Linked DNA regions of Homo sapiens: region 2 is linked to region 1. A link is an interaction called in ENCODE POLR2A ChIA-PET data of the cell type or tissue named here. Cell type or tissue: B cell. All regions are shown on one strand.

Region 1 (8,000 bases):
GTCCTGGGAGGTTTTTGAGGCCAGCCAGAGTATTGAGTTTCTTCCCATCAGGTTCCTTATTTCTCTGGCCTGGTCCCCTGAAGATGAGGGAAGCATCAGCTAGGTTGATGACAGTCCTGGTATGTGTGTCTGTGTGTCCTGCATTTTATTGAGCTTCCTTTTTTCCGAGTCCCTAAGTCATCAGCAAACATTTCTTGAGTTGAATGAATGAATGTTGCCAGTGCTTAGCAGCTTGTCGTCTACAGTGGAATGTCTGTGTTCTCTGCTCCTCTCTGTGTGAGTTAAAGCTTCTTATCTTGGCAGTGACTCTTAAGTAGTCTTGGAGTTTTGCAGCCATTCTTCATAAATGCATCAGCGACACACATACATGTATATCACTGTTTCTTTGTTGAGAGTATACCAAGATTGACTGGACAGCTTTCCTACCCCCACCCTATCCCTACTTCTCTGCCAGTCCCTGCCATCACCAGGCCCCTCTATAGAGGGTTGGGCCACACTGGCAACTCTGACCATCTCCTGTTTGATTACTTGATCAGGAACACAGTGGTATCTAGAAAGCATTGGTTGTCTTTCATCTGGGCTGAGCGGAGTTGGGTAACTCAGCAGAGCGCTGAGAGAAATGGCATTTCAAACCCAGGGGCTCCACTCACCAGGAATCCAGAGTGGGACTCTTTAGACTGGGTGCCATTGGCCAGCTTTTCAGATCCCTTTTTGGTCCTCCCATCAGTTGTCCACGATGCCACTTGCTCTGCTAACCTGGAGAGACCAACACAAGTTAGTGGGAATCAAATAGGACGCTTGTGTTGCAGGTCACTTTCAGAGTCCTGGGGCATTTTATTGGCAGAATCTGAAATGCCTGCTAGTCATATGTCATCTGTAGATTTGTAAAAACTAAACGCAGAGTGGGTGCAAGCTTTTTCTCATGTAGCTGGTTTTCTTACTATGAGAATGATACGTGCTCATTTAGAAAATGAGAAAGTGAATGATAGTGGCATTTTACATACACTGTCTCATTTCATCCTCACGGTTTCTGAGATACGTACCATTATTACCATTTTGTATGTTAAGAAGCTGAGGCCTAGAAAAGTTAAGTAAAGTGTTTGAGGTCGAGCTAGTTGGGAACAGAATCAGATTCAAACCAGGCAGTATGACTCCCAGGCAGAGCTCTGAGCACCATGTCATATACTGATTCTCAGCAGAAACCATAGAGAAGAAAGAAAAGCCTCCCTTAAGCCCAATGTAGGTGATACTCTTAGGGTAGTCAGAGTTAACTTGCTGGCTGCTCCAAAGGGTTTGAATCCTAGGCCCTTTCCCTGTCTTGTCTGACCCTGGGCAAGCTAAGTAGCCTCCCTTTGCTTTACTTTCCCTGACTGTAAATGGGGATAATGATACTTGTACCTTCGTAGTTCCCAGGGGCATGGTGGTGTTTGAGCCAAAGTGCTTTTGAACTTCTTTTATGAAAGGGAACTGAGCACCAACTACTGTTATACTCAGTTATTAAAGACCTATTATGCTCTGGTCTTCCATGAAGCCTTGTTAAAAAGGGAAAGACAACAGTCCCCAGAGGGAAGGGTGTCCTTCTGTGGGGGAATAGCTGGACAAAAACATTGTTCTCCCCTTTTGAAGTTTCTTAAGGATTGAGGGTCATACCTGTGGCTCCATTTTTCATGGTTGTGTTGTAGTGTAGAAACTTCTGTAAACAGGTATGTGTTCTGTGCATCATAACATGATTGAGGACCCCCAATGGCAGGGCCAAGAGGGAGTTAAAGGGCTTGGTTTCTAATCTTGGTTCTGATGTTTTTTATAAGCCAGGATCACAGAGACACCAAGAAGTGGTGGTTGTCTTCCATTACTCCTCCCTCCCTCCCCTCCTTCCTTCTAATGACTCATTGATTCAATTAACAAATATTTATTAAGGCTTTATTACAATCTGGACACCATCATAGGTACTAGGAATATCGTGGCAAGCAGGACAAAAATAGTTATTCCCCAGCCGGGCGTGGTGGCTCACGCCTGTAATCCCAGCACTTTGGGAGGCCAAGGCAGGCGGATCACGAGGTCAGGAGATTGAGACCATCTTGGCTAACATGGTGAAACCCCGTCTTTACTAAAAATACAAAAAATTAGCCTGGCGTGGTGGTACGCACCTGTAGTCCCAGCTACTCGGGAGGCTGAGGCAGGAGAATTGCTTGAACGCTGGAGGCGGAGGTTGCAGTGAGCTGAGATTGCACCATTGCACTCCAGCCTGGGCAATAGAGTGAGACTCTGTCTCAAAAAAAAAGAAAAAAAAAAAAGTTCTTCCCCATACCAAGCTCTTAGTCTAGGACCAAAAGGCTTATTATATAGTTGGGATCGTGTGAATGAAGAAAGAATGATTTGATGAGAGTGCTTTGAACTCTTAGGAGGAGAGTCAGGACATGATCTCCAGATGCACACTGGCCCCAGTGGCTACCTGCCCTGAGTGGACATTAAGGTGGGGGGCTGGGTTGGCTTTCCAGAAGAGCAAGGGAAGAGTGAAACAATTAGAGCCCTTCCGTGTCCTGTAACAAAAGCTGTACTTGGTATGGACATCTTGAGAAACAGTGCACACCTCAGGAGCCATGGTTAGCAAGAACTCCCTTCCCACTTAAAGCCTTAACCCTTTGACTGTTAACTTGAGTTTCAGTCAGGGAGAAATGCTCATATTGAGGATTTCTTTTCAAAGTTTTTGCTTGGGGCTGTGGATTTTGAAGTTCTGCCATTAACACGGTGCACTTCTTATGTAACAGGCGCCAGACCTTGTCTCTGCAGAGTTCTCTTCCTGCCCGACACGTCTCTCGCTGCCAACTTTGGAAAGCAGGCATATGGTGGCAGGCGGGCTCTCCACAGTGCTCATGGGGTTCCTGGGGGAACTGATGCACATGGACACCTATGTCCTCTGGCCCCCATTTTGGGTCAATATATACAGATTAGAGTGGGGGCAGGGTTCTTTCTTCCCCAAGCACCAGGCCTTCAGCTCTCTTCAAAGACCAAGGTCAGGGAGGTCTAGCAAGCAGTTCATGTGAAAGCACACAGTGTTCCTCTCTCCCTCCAGCCAGGGCTGGGTAGAGAGGGCAAAGGGCTGGCAGAGGCAGCCACTCACATTTGGAGTGAGAGGAGGGTGCCAGGACAGCGAGGCATATCCTTGTGCGATGTTATTTTCACCAGCCCTTGTCATGTCACTGTATGTGGCACTCCCGGTGCTAATCAGCTGGCCCTTCAAGCTGAGGGGCGGGGCAGCAGCATCCAGCATCTGATTAGGAAGGCAAGGCCTGCACAGCGAGGAGGCCAGGTCACTCAGTGCACCTGGACATCTTCAAGTGTGATTGGAGCCCGCAGTGACGCTGTTTCAGCTAGAAGATTGTGACCCACTTCCATATCCTCTCCCACATGGAGAGCTGGGGAGGAGGCTTTGAGAGCCAGCTCCAATTAAGGTGTTTTTTTCAGGCCCGAGTAGCACCCAAGTGTCTAACCCACATGTTTTCTGCTGCTGGAATCCTGTGGTCAATGTCCTTGACCTGAACCGAATAACCACCCCAGGGCAGATGAAGTTACCACCCCTGAAGTCCTAGATTCCACCAGCAAGGCTTCCTGCAAAGATCAGGATCCCTTGTGGATCAAACACCTCACATAATATGGGCCCCACCCCTGTTCTTCCTGATCAATCACCAAGCAAACCTTGGACCAGTTTCCAAGGAGATACTTAGCCTTGACCTCCCTGCCCAGACAGGCCTCACAGCCACCTGCCTCAGGCAGCCCTGGCTTCCCAGAGACCCATCCTGACCCTGACTTGCACCCTTGCCAAATATCCTAAATATCCTTCTGCTGCAGGAATATGAAATGAGACCTGTTTCTGAACTTCTAGGTTTCTGTTATTCTTTCCAGGTAGATGACATTTTAATGCTTCTCTGTAATTTTACATTTCTTTTTTGTGTGTTGGGGAGGGGCCTGGGGTATGATTTAAATACGTGAAGCTGTTAGTACTGGTAGCACTTAAGCTGGTGAAGTGGTGGGTCTGAGCCCCTGAATAATCCCATTTTACTTACCAAGAAGGGAGCAAAAGTACCTGCCAAGGTCAGCTCTGGCTAGGCCCTATGAGCCTGTTCCTGAGCGTGTGCTCACACTCGGCTTCTGGACTGAGGCAGAAGGTCCTTCTCCCTCCGTGTGTGTTAATACTGTTGGCACTGCCCACAGCCTCCAGGGGCACATAGCCTTCCTCTGGCCGATCGCTGGAGTTGCAGGAAGATGAGGTGCTGGTGATTTTTTGGAAGACATGGTGGGGCTTACAGGCAAGCAAGCTGGCCCCCAGTTCTGCTTTCCTGCACAGAGCAGTCTTCCAGAGTTTGTGGTGGGATGTAAGGGAGCTCGGGCAGCCGGAGCAGTGCAGAGACCTGGCTCCTTCCTCCCTCCTGAGGTCTGCTGCTGCTGGCACAAGGGGTCACGTGTGCCCGTTTGCCTTGTGTTTGCTTTGGGTGCTGGCTTCCCACTCTCACTTCCTAATCTCTAAAGAGGAGTGGCCTGTTAGGTCCATGAGTGGTGACAGTGGAGATTGAAGTGCTTAGCGTCAGGCACCGCACTGCACTGGCAAGAGCACTCAGATGAAGGGTGTTCTTTCATTCTCATCTGACCGCATTCCACTTCATTTAAAAACATCATTCGCCCAGGCTGGAGTGTGGTGACACGATCACAGCTCACCGTGATCACAGCCTCAACCTCCCAGGCTCAAGTGATCCTCCCATCTCGGCCTCCCAAGTAGTTGGGACCACAAGCACATGCCACCATGCTGTGCTAATTTTTTGTATTTTTAGTAGAGATGGGGTTTCACCTTGTTAGCCAGGATGGTCTCAATCTTGTGATCTGCTCGCCTCGGCCTTCCAAAGTGCTGGGATTACAAGCGTGAGCCACAGCACCCGGCCTCCACCTCACTCATTTTAATGGCATTCTATTGATTGTTTTTTTTTTTTTTCTTGAGACGGAGTCTTGTCGTCCAGGCTGGAGTGTAGTGGTGCAATCTTGCCTCACTTCAACCTCTGCCTCCTGGGTTCAAGGGATTCTCCTGCCTCAGCCTCCCGAGTACCTGGGATTACAGGCATGTGCCACCAGGCTCAGCTAATTTTTGTAGGTTTAGTAAAGGTGGGGCTTTGCCATGTTGGCTAGGCTGGTCTCGAACCCCTGACCTCAGGTGATCCACCCACCTCGGCCTCCCAAAGTTCTGGGATTACAGGCGTGAGCCACCATGCACAGCCATTTCTTTCTTTCTTTCTTTCTTTCTTTTTTTTTGAGACGGAGCCTTGCTCTGTCGCCAGGCTGGAGTGCAGTGGCATGATCTCAGCTCACTGCAACCTCCGCCTCCCGGGTTCAAGTGATTCCCTTGCCTCAGCCCCCCAGGTAGCTGGGATTACAGCCATGCGTCACCATGCCCGGCTAATTTTTTGTATTTTAGTAGAGATGGGGTTTCACCATGTTGGCCAAGATAGCCTTGATCTCCTGACCTTGTGACCTACCCACCTCGGCCTCCCAAAGTGCTGGGATTACAGGCGTGAGGCACTGCGCCTGTCATTTTTTTTTTTTTTTTTTTTTTTGAGATGGAGTCTTGTTCTGTCGCCCAGGCTGGAGTGCATTGGTGCCATCTCGGCTCACTGCAGCCTGTGCCTCCCAGGTTCCAGCGATTCTCCTGCCTCAGCCTCCTGGGTAGCTGGCATTACAGGTGCACGCCACCACACCCAGCTAATTTTTGTATTTTTAGTAGAGATGGGGTTTCACCATGTTGGCCAGGCTGGTCTTGAACTCCTGATCTTAGGTGATCTGCCTGCCTTGGCCTCCCAAAGTGCTGGGATCACAGGCGTGAGCCACCGTGCCCGGCCTCATTTTATATTTTTAAGGCCGCTTATGAACCATCTCTTAGTCAGCCTTCCATATCCTCAGGTTCCCCATCTGTGGATTAAACCAACCACAAAAATATTCAGGAAAAATTCTCATGAATCACTGCTAAAGAACTTACTCATGTAACCAAACACCACCTGTTCCCCAAAAACCTACGGAAGTAAAAAATTTTTTTTAAATACCAAAAAATAAAATGAAATTAAATTCAAAAAATATTCAGGGAAAAACCAAAATATAACAATACAATAACAAATAATACAAATAAAAAACCAATATAGTATAACTATTTACATAGTATTTACATTTATCAGGTACTGTGAATAATCTAGAGATGATTTAAAGTATATGGCAGGATGTGCATAGGTTACATGCAAATACTGTGTCACTTTATATAAGGGACTAGAGCATCTGTGGATTTTGGTTTCTGTGTAGGGGTCCTGGAGCCAATCCCCAATGGATACTGAGGGACAACTGTGTATTGTTTGCCCATTTCTTTTTTAGGTTTACAGTCTTTTTCTTATTGACTTACACTTTTTTTTATATATTAAGGAAATTTGTCCTATGGCTGTGATATGTGTTATACATATTTTCGCCAATTTGTCACTGTTCTTTTTATTTTTTTTTTCCCTTTTGAGACACAGTCTCGCTGTGTTGCCAGGCTGTAGTGCAGTGGCACGATCTTGGCTCACTGCAACCTCCGACTCCCAGATTCCACAGATTCTTGTGCCTCAGCCTCCTGAGTAGCTGGGATTACAGGCACCTGCCACCACACCCAGATAATTTTTGTATTTTTAGCAGAGACGGGGTTTCACCACGTTGGCCAGGATGGTCTCGATCTCCTGACCTCGTGATGCGCCCACCTTGGCCTCCCAAAGGGCTAGGATTACAGGTGTGAGCCACTGTGCCCGGCCCACTGTTCTTTTAATTATATATTTTTTCATGCAGAGTTTTTGATTTTTATGTAATCAGATTTTTTAATATTTTATGACTTCTAGGTTTCTTTTTAAATTTTTTAATTTTATTTATTTTTTTTTTTTGCTGAGACAGAGTCTCACTCTGTTATCCAGACTGGAGTTCAGTGGTGCGATCTCAGCTCACTGCATCCTCTGCCTTCTGGGTTCAAGCGATTCTCCTGCCTCAGCCTGTAGCTGGGACTACAGGCGTGTGCCAGCACGCCCGGCTAATTTTTGTATTTTTTAGTAGAGACGGGGTTTCGCCCTATTGGCCAGGCTGGTCTTGAACTCCTAACCCTGTGATCCGCCCACCTCGGCCTCCCAAAGTGCTGGGATTACAGGCGTGAGCCACCGCATCCGGCCAAATTTTTTTATTTCTTTTATTTTTTGAGACGGAGTCTCACTCTTCACACAGGCTGGAATACAGTGGCACGATCTCAGCGCACTGCAACCTCCACCTTCCAGCTTCAAGTGATTCTCCTGCCTCAGCCACCTGAGTCACTGGGATTACAGGCGCCTGCCACCACGCTTGGCTAATTTTTTTTTTTTTGAAACGGAGTCTTGCTCTGTCGCCCAGGCTGGAGTGCAATAGCAGGATCTCGGCTCACTGCAACCTCCGCCTCCTGGGTTCAAGCAATTCTCTTGCCCCAGCCTCCTGAGTAGCTGGGATTACAGGCACGCGCCACCATGCCTGGCTAATTCTCATTTTTTTTGTTTTGTTTTGTTTTTGTTTTTGTTTTTGTTTTTTGAGACGGAGTCTCGCTCTGTGGCCCAGGCTAGAGTGCAGTGGAGCGATCTTGGCTCACTGCAAGCTCCGCCTCCTGGGCTCATGCCATTGTCCTGCCTCAGCCTCCTGAGTAGCTGGGACTACAGGCACCCGCCACCACATCTGGCTAATTTTTTGTATTTTTAGTAGAGACGGGGTTTCACCATGTTAGCCAGGATGGTCTCGATCTCCTGACCTCGTGATCCGCCCGCCTCGGCCTCCCAAAGTGCTGGGATTACAGGCCTGAGCCACCGTGCCTGGCCACGTTTTTTGTTTGTTTGTTTGTTTTTGAGACAGAGTCTCGCTTTGTCTCCCAGGCTGGAGTGCAATGCAGTGATGTGATCTTGGCTCATTGCAACTCCTCCTCCCGTGTTCAAGCG
Region 2 (8,000 bases), 410 kb before region 1:
GGATGAAAAAAATCTTAGTCTTTTAATATATGAAGTACAAATATAATCAGTATACAGATATGTAGTATATCTGAGGTATTAAACTCTCATGGTGGGCAGAGAATAGGGGACAAATGTCTAAAAAGTTTCCTTAGGTTGTTAATTTGAAAAACTTGAATTTTAGTGAAAATAAAATAAGTAGGGTTAAGAAAGAGACCTTCAAACAGCGCAATACTAAATTACAGCATAAGCATAGCATTTTAAGATTTACTGCCAGGGTTTCCTCCTTCTTTTTTGAGATGGAGTCTCACTCTATTATTGTCCAGGCTGGAGTGCAATGGCGCAATCTTGGCTCACTGCAACATCCACCTCCCGGGTTCAAGCGATTCTCCTGCCTCAGCTTCCTCAGTAGCTGGGACTACAGGTGCCCGCCACCATGCCCGACTAATTTTTATATTTTAGTAGAGATGGGTTTTCACCATGTTGGCCAGGCTGATCTCGAACTCCTGACCTCACGATCTGCCCACCTTGGCCTCCCAAAGTGCTGGGATTACAGGCGTGAGCCACCGCACCCAGCCCTGCTTCTTTTGGTTCCCTAGCAGTGACCCAATTACAGGCTGTCATGAGACAAAGGGTATAAGTATGACTATCCACTGTTTCCAAACAGAGCTCTCCAAGTCCCACATCAAACATTCCATGCATCATAAAGCACTGCTGAAAGCCATTTAGCAAACTCCATTACAAAAGGAGCTCCCAAGCAATGCTCAGAAGGATGCAAATATCCTCTATGGTTCTGGTCGTTTGTCAGTTATTCTCACAAAGGAAGTGTTCTCTTTAGATGGGCAGGCAGTGACCAAGACCACGAACCAACTACATAGCTTTACTAGATATCTAAACACACTTTTTTAGGAGACTACATGTTATGAAAAAAAAGAAAAAAAAATTAAACTGGTAAGAGGCTTGGGTTTGGGGTCCTGGCACTTGTTCTTACTAGCCTTCTAATTCTGAGAAAGTTAAATTATCTCTAAACTTCACCTTCTTCATCTTTAAATAAAGATTTTAGCATTTGACCTGCCTACCCACACAGTACTAGAGGAAGGACCAAGAGATGAACCATTTTAAAAACACGTGAAAGCCCTCTTACATGGTAATACAATATCAAAATGTCAGGCAATTTTTTTTTTTTTGAGGTGGAGTCTCGCTCTGTCACCCAGGTTGGAGTGCAGTGATGCGATCTCGGCTCACCACAACCTCTGCCTCCCAGGTTCAAGCGATTCTCCTGCCTTAGCCTCCCAAGTAGCTGGGACTACAGGTGCACGCCACCGTGCCTGGCTAATTTTTTGTATTTTTAGTAGAGACAGGGTTTCACTATGTTGGCCAGGCTGGTCTCGAACTCCTTACCTCGTGATCCGCCCACCTCGGCCTCCCAAAGTGCTGGGATTATAGATGTGAGCCAGTGCGCCTGGCCTCAGGCAATGTTTTTTTATAAAAGGTTATTGTTTAAGCATACTTAGCACCTAGATCTTGGTTTCTAAGTACCACTGCCACTGAAAGGAACCAGGGTTCCTTGAAAAAAATAGCTGCTTCCAGGTCTGAAGCAAGGAAAGTACAAGGTGAGTCTGAAATATTTTGTGTCAGAAAGGATGGAAGAACTCAAACACCACTGGGGCCATTTCAAAAGGACACAGGATCCCACTGGCCAATAAATCAACAGAAAAATAGCACAGTACATTGAATATAGAAAGAATTCATGATTCCATGGTGATACTGAAAGAAGGAGAGAAAAAGGGGAAACTCTTCTTTAAATAAAAATTTTTTAAAAGCTAGCTAATTACCAGGCATGGGGCATGCACCTGTTCATTTCAGCTACTCGAGGCTAAAGAGGCTTGGGTTTGGGGTCCTGGCACTTTTTCTTACTAGCCTTCTAATTCTGAGAAAGTTAAATTATCTCCCAAAGTGCTGGGATTACAGGTGTGAGCCACCATGCCCAGCCCCTGGGATCCCTGGAGCCCAGGAGTTGAAGGCTGTAGTGCGCTATGATCAGGCCTGTGAATAGCCACTCCAGCCTGGGCAACACAGCAAGATCCCATCTGAAAAACAAAAAAACAAAAAAAAGGTGGCTAATAAATGCAGAAGAAATGGCAATTGGAAAATCACCATATTGCAACCCCAGATGTAATAACTGAATCAAGAAAGGATAATAAATACTAAAATAGGCCAAGCACAGTGACTCAATGCCTATAATCCCAGCACTTTGGGAGGCTGAGGCAGGCAAACTGCTTGAGCCCAGGAATTCCAGACTGGCCTGGGCAACATGGCCAAACCCCATGTCTACAAAAGAATACAAAAATTATCCAGGTGTGATGGCACACACCTGTAGTCCCAGCTACTAGAGGGGCTGAGGTAGGAGGATCACTTGAGCCCGGGAGGCGGAGGGTGCAGTGAGCCGAGATCGTGCCACTGTACTCCAGCCTGGGCTACAGAGCAAGAGACCCCATCTTAAAAACAACAACAATAGCAACAAACAACAAAAAGCTAAAATAATTGAGTAAAAGATGCATGGGAAACAGGATATGCATACGATCCAAAGTCCATGCCCAGATATCTATTTAAGAAGGGAAATGATATATTTACAATGCAGAGAGCTGGGAAACATCACATTAACCAAATTTACCAAACTTTAACATTATTGATAATAGGACAAACTGACATTTTATGTCTACTGATGTGATGCAACAGGAAGTACACAACATCACCATTATAGCAATCTTTTTCCTTTTTTTTGGAGAAAGGGTCTCCCTCTGTCACCCAGGCTGGGGTGCAATGGTACAATCATAGCTCACTATAACCTTGACCTCTCAGGCTCAAGTGATCCTCCTGCCTCAGCCTCCCAAGTAGCTGGGACTACAAGAGTGAGCCAACGTGCCTGGCCCCTTCATAGCTTTTTTTTTTTTTTTTTTTTGAGATGGAGTTTTGCTCTGTCACCCAGGCTGGAGTGCAGTGGCACAATCTCAGCTCACTATAACCTCTGCCTCCCAGGTTCAAGCAATTCTCCTGCCTCAGCCTCCCAAGTAGCTGGGACTACAGGTGTGTACCACCATGCCCAGTTAAATTTTGTATTTTTAATAGAGAGGGGGTTTTACCATGTTGGCCAGGCTGGTCTTGAACTCCTGACCTCAGGTGATCCACCCGTCTCGGCCTCCCAAAGCGCTGGGATTAGAGGCGTGAGCCACTGCACCCGGCCCCTTTATAGCATTCTTAACAAAAAGATTTAACTTGAATCTAATACTGAGGAAATAATCAGACAAATCAGAATGTGGCCTAGACAATTCAAAAATACCAGTATAATGAAAGATTTAAAAAATCATAACCAAATGAAATATATAAACCTTGACTGGATCTTGGATTAAAACACTCTCTTTCCTAATTTTTGATTTAATTAACGAAATTTGAAAATGGACTGTACATGATATAATATTGAATCAATATTGAATCAGTATTAAATTTCCTAGATGGGATAGTGGTATTAGGAGAATATTCCTGGCTGGATGCAGTGGCTCATGCCTGTAATCCCAGCACTTTGGGAGGCCGAGGCAGGCAGATCACCTGAGGTCAGGAGTTCAAGACCAGCCTGGCCAACATGGTGAAACCCCATCTCTACAAAAACACAAAATTAGCTGGGCATGATAGCAGGTGCCTGTAGTCCCAGCTACTTGGGAGGCTGAGGCGGGAGAATCACTTCAACCCGGGAGGTGTAGTTTGCAGTGAGCTGAGATTGCACCATTGCTCTAGCCTGGGCAACAGAGTGAGACTCCGTCTTAAAAAAAAAAAAAAAAAAAAAAAAAAGAATATTCTTGATTTTAAGAGATAAGCATGGAAGTATTTGGGGTAAACTGCCATGATATCTATAATTTTCACATAATTCAGGAAAAATATATAAGTATGGGTATACAAAAGTTCATTATAGTTTTTTTTTCAGCTTCTCTGTTTCAAATGTCTCAAAAAGCTGGGGAGTCGGGGAAAAACTATACATTACATGGAATTATTATAGCAAAAAGAGAAAGCTGCTGCTTTACCTAAAAATCATCAGGTAGAAAAAAAATGTTAATACTTTATCTTGAGGATTTCTTCAAGAATAAGTTGACAGGCTGGTCAAACTACCAATGAATACAAAATTCTCAGACTCTGACAGTTAAGGTATGAGGATGACCTTCCCTAACAGCTGTGGCTGTGCTTTAGTAACCAAAACTAACATGAAAAGATTTCCCATAGCCCTATGAATCTAAAAAGTTTAACTGGGCCAGGTGTGGTGGCACATGCCTGTAATCCCAGCACTCTGGGAGGCAGAGGCGGGTGGATCACTTGAGCTCAGGAGTTTGAGACCAGTCCGGGCAACATAGTGAGACCCTGTTTCTGCTAAAAACACAAAAATTAGCCGGACTTAGTGGAGGGCATATGTAGTCCCAGTTACTCGGGACGCTAAGGTGGGAGGATCACTTGAGCCCAGGAAGTGGAGGTTGCAGTGAGCCAAGACTGTGCCACTCCACTCCAGCCTGGAGGACACAGCGAGACCCCATCTCAAAAACAACAACAAAAACAAACAAACAAAAAACTTTAACTGCATTTTGACCACAATTGATAGTCAAAATATCAACATCATCTATTGAATTGGCCCCCTCCCCAAACCAGGCTACTTACGAGCTTTTAAAAAGGACACTGTATATCATCACCATTTCCCACAACAAATGGCTAATTAATGAGATTCACATACTATCGTTCTGTTCATTTTGTGACAAAAACTAATTACGGAAGGCACATTAAAAAATAATATATTTTGGCTGGACGCGGTGGCTCATGCCTGCAATCCCAGCACTTTGGGAGGCCGAGGCGGGTGAGTTAGGAGTTCGAGACCAGCCTGGCTGACTGGTGAAACCCCATCTCTACTAATGATACAAAAATTAGCTAGGCATGGTGGCACATGCCGTAATCCCAGCTACTCGGAAGGCTGAGCAGGAGAACTGCTTGAACCCAGGAGGCAGAGGTTGCAGTGAGCCAAGATCTCGCCACTGCACTCCGGCCTGGGCAACAAGAGTGAAACTCTGTCTCAGTAATAATAATAATAATAATAATTTTTTCAGTAGACATTTATGTTTATAAGAAATCCTAATGGCCAAGCACGGTGGCTCACGCCTGTAATCTCAACACTTTGGGAGGCCAAGGTGGGCAGATCACGAGGTCAGGAGATCAAGACCATCCTGGCTAACACGGTGAAACCCCGTCTCTACTAAAACTACAAAAAATTAGCCGGGTGTGGTGGTGGGCACCTGTAGTCCCAGCTACTCGGGAGCCTGAGGCAGGAGAATGGTGTGAACCCAGGAGGCGGAGCTTGCAGTGAGCCGAGATTGCGCCACTGCACTCCAGCCTGGGCGACAGAGCGAGACTCCATCTCAAAAAAAAAAAAAAAAAAAATCCTAACTAGTTCAAAATATGCCCCATATTTATAAAGGCACAGCACTGGCTGTTCTCTCTACTAGAATGTTCTCTCCTACCTATCTACCCCGGTTTTTAAGCTTATTTTGTATCAGGAAGTGTTCTTAATGTTAAACATGAATTATTACAATCTTCTCAATAACCTTATAAAGATGGTACTAGGCTAGGCGTGGTGGCTCATGCCTGTAATCCCAGAACTTTGGGAGGCCAAGGTGGACGGATCACCTGAGGTCGGGAGTTTGAAACCAGTCTGGTCACCATGGCAAAACTCATCTCTACTAAAAATACAAAAAAATAAGTAGGGCGTGGTGGCGTGTGCCTGTAGTCTCAGCTACTTGGGAGGCTGAGCCACAAGAATCGCTTGAACCAGGGCAGCAGAGGTTGCAGTGAGCCAAGATCGTGTCACACACTCCAGCCTAGGTGACAGAGCAAGACTCTGTCTCAATAAAAAAACAAAAAACAAAACAAAACAAAAAAATAAAGATGGTACTATATAGTTAGCCTCATGTTAAAGAGAAAGAAAGAGGTTAAGCAAATGCTAAAAATGAGACTTGAGCCCAGGCAATCCAGAGCATGATTTTTAAACCATTATCCATCCATCCACTCAGCAAATACCTTTTGTGCTCCTACTATGTGCCAAATGCTAGTGGTCAATAAGACAAGGGTTCCATTGACAAAGGAGACAGAGATGATAAAGAGTAAACAAAATATAGATGGATTTTAGTGGCGAGTACTAGTATGAAGAAAGATAAAGATAGGGTTAGAGACTACCAGGGAGAAGAATGGGAGACAGACTTCTAGACTGAGTAGGTTAAGCAGGCAGAGGTCTTTGGCAGGGGTTATTCTACTCAAATTCATAGTAACAGCAAGTGCCAAGGTCCTGAAATGGAAAGGGGCACCACATATTTCAGGAAAAGCAAGAAAACTTGTGTGGATGGAATGGCAGAGTAGGGAGACGGGTAGGAGATGCATCAGATGTAATCAGGTAGCAAATGGAGTACAGATGGCCTTATAGACCATGGTAAGGTCTGGGGATATTATTCTAATGGAAACTGCTGGATGGTTTAGAGCTGGGATATGTTTTAAAAACATTATTCTCTGTGGGACTCAGGAGGAACTATGGAAATAAGAAGAATGGTCATGAGGCTGTCACAGCACTGTCCAGCACTGTGGTGGCTTGGACCAGGTTATTAGCAGCAAAGGTGGTGAAAAGAGATGGAGTCAGGATATGTTTTACAGGGAGAGCAAACAGGATCTACTGATGATCTGATCATGGGATGTGAAGAAAAAGAGAAACTAAAGGTGACTTGGATTTGTGGCCTGAGCTAGCTGCTCCAGTTCAAATGATTTAAATGTAAGGTGCCTGCCAGTGATTTGGATGTCAGGCAGTAGTTGTGTATCATCAGCATCTAGAGCTCAGGGTAGGGGCCCAGGCTGGAGAGAGAGGACACCTGAGAGTCAGCAGAAGGCGAGGCAGGGCAGAGGTTTGCAGACAGAATGACTCCCTGGGACTGGCTCTGGCTCTCCCGCTGAGTAGCCGTGTTACACTGGGAAAGTATGTGAAAAGGGAATAAGCAATACCTACCTCACAGAAGAGGGGTGTTGTGAGGACTCAATGAGTCAAAACATGTAAAAGGTTTATGTGTATTAATACATGTAATACATGCTCAATATATGAGTTATCATTATCTTCATCATCAGTACAAAAATGGAAGGGGGAACAGAGAAACATATAGAAATAGCCAAGGTCTGTGTCCACAGACCATGATGGAGCAGCTGGAAAGGTTCAAGGAAAAGAAGCCAAGAGAAGAAAGTGTCCCATGAAGAGCAGACAACTGTGTCAAATGCCAGAGACATTCAGTAAGATGAGGACTGAGAAAATGCACTGAATCTATCATCAAGAAGAGCTTTTGTGACTCTGATAAGAGCAGCTTTGGTGGTGAGGGGAGAACAAGAGTCTGACTAGATGAGTTCCAGCAAGAATGAGGATAGGAAATAATGAAAAGAAAAAATGGGGCCTGGAGCGGTGGCTCACACCCGTAATCCCAGCACTTTGGGAGGCTGAGACAGGTGGATCACCTGAGGTCAGGAGTTCAAGACCAGCCTAGCCAACATGGTGAGACCCCGTCCGTCTCTACTAAAAATACAAAAATTAGCTCGGTGTGGTGGCGTTCACCTGTAGTCCCAGCTACTCAGGAGGCAGGAGAATTACTTGAACCCGGAAGGTAGAGGTTGCAGTAAGCTCAGATCGTGCCACTGCACTCCAGCCTGGGTGACAGAGTGAGACTCTATCTCAAAAAAAAAAAAAAAAAGAATGGGAGGTAGGCAAGTAGGACGTAATAAGTACAGAAAACTTTTGCAACTGGTGACATGTTTGCATGCTGGCAGGAATAATCCAGGAGAGAAACTGATGATGTAAAAGAGAAGGGGGTAAATGTTCAACAAGTTCTTGAGAGGGCATGGAATGCAGGGAGCAAGGGCTGGGCTAGGAGAGGATCAAGGACAGTTTATCCACTAACAGGAGGGAAAGC

What was found. Peaks named below come from ENCODE experiments on the same cell type or tissue, not always from the same donor. Only the 100,000 strongest peaks of a DNase experiment are listed, where the experiment ranks them.
Region 2: POLR2A ChIA-PET joins it to region 1 with 13 read pairs; 3 of 35 experiments call an interaction of 5 or more read pairs at or near these places.

The regions. Positions count from the first base shown.
Region 1 is chr1:9,897,056-9,905,055 of GRCh38, reverse strand. All of the region lies in intron 1 of CTNNBIP1 (catenin beta interacting protein 1), which reads left to right. Among named protein-coding and RNA genes, the nearest start is that of CTNNBIP1, 9.2 kb to the left of the region's middle. RefSeq lists an enhancer at 4,352-4,853. In B cell, no CTCF peak of the experiment used is centred here; a DNase peak (open chromatin) is centred at 4,495; H3K4me3 peaks cover 808 bases; H3K27ac peaks cover 1,089 bases.
Region 2 is chr1:10,310,997-10,318,996 of GRCh38, reverse strand. All of the region lies in intron 22 of KIF1B (kinesin family member 1B), which reads right to left. Among named protein-coding and RNA genes, the nearest start is that of PGD, 84 kb to the left of the region's middle. RefSeq lists an enhancer at 475-1,016 and a silencer at 7,240-7,440. In B cell, no CTCF peak of the experiment used is centred here; no DNase peak of the experiment used is centred here.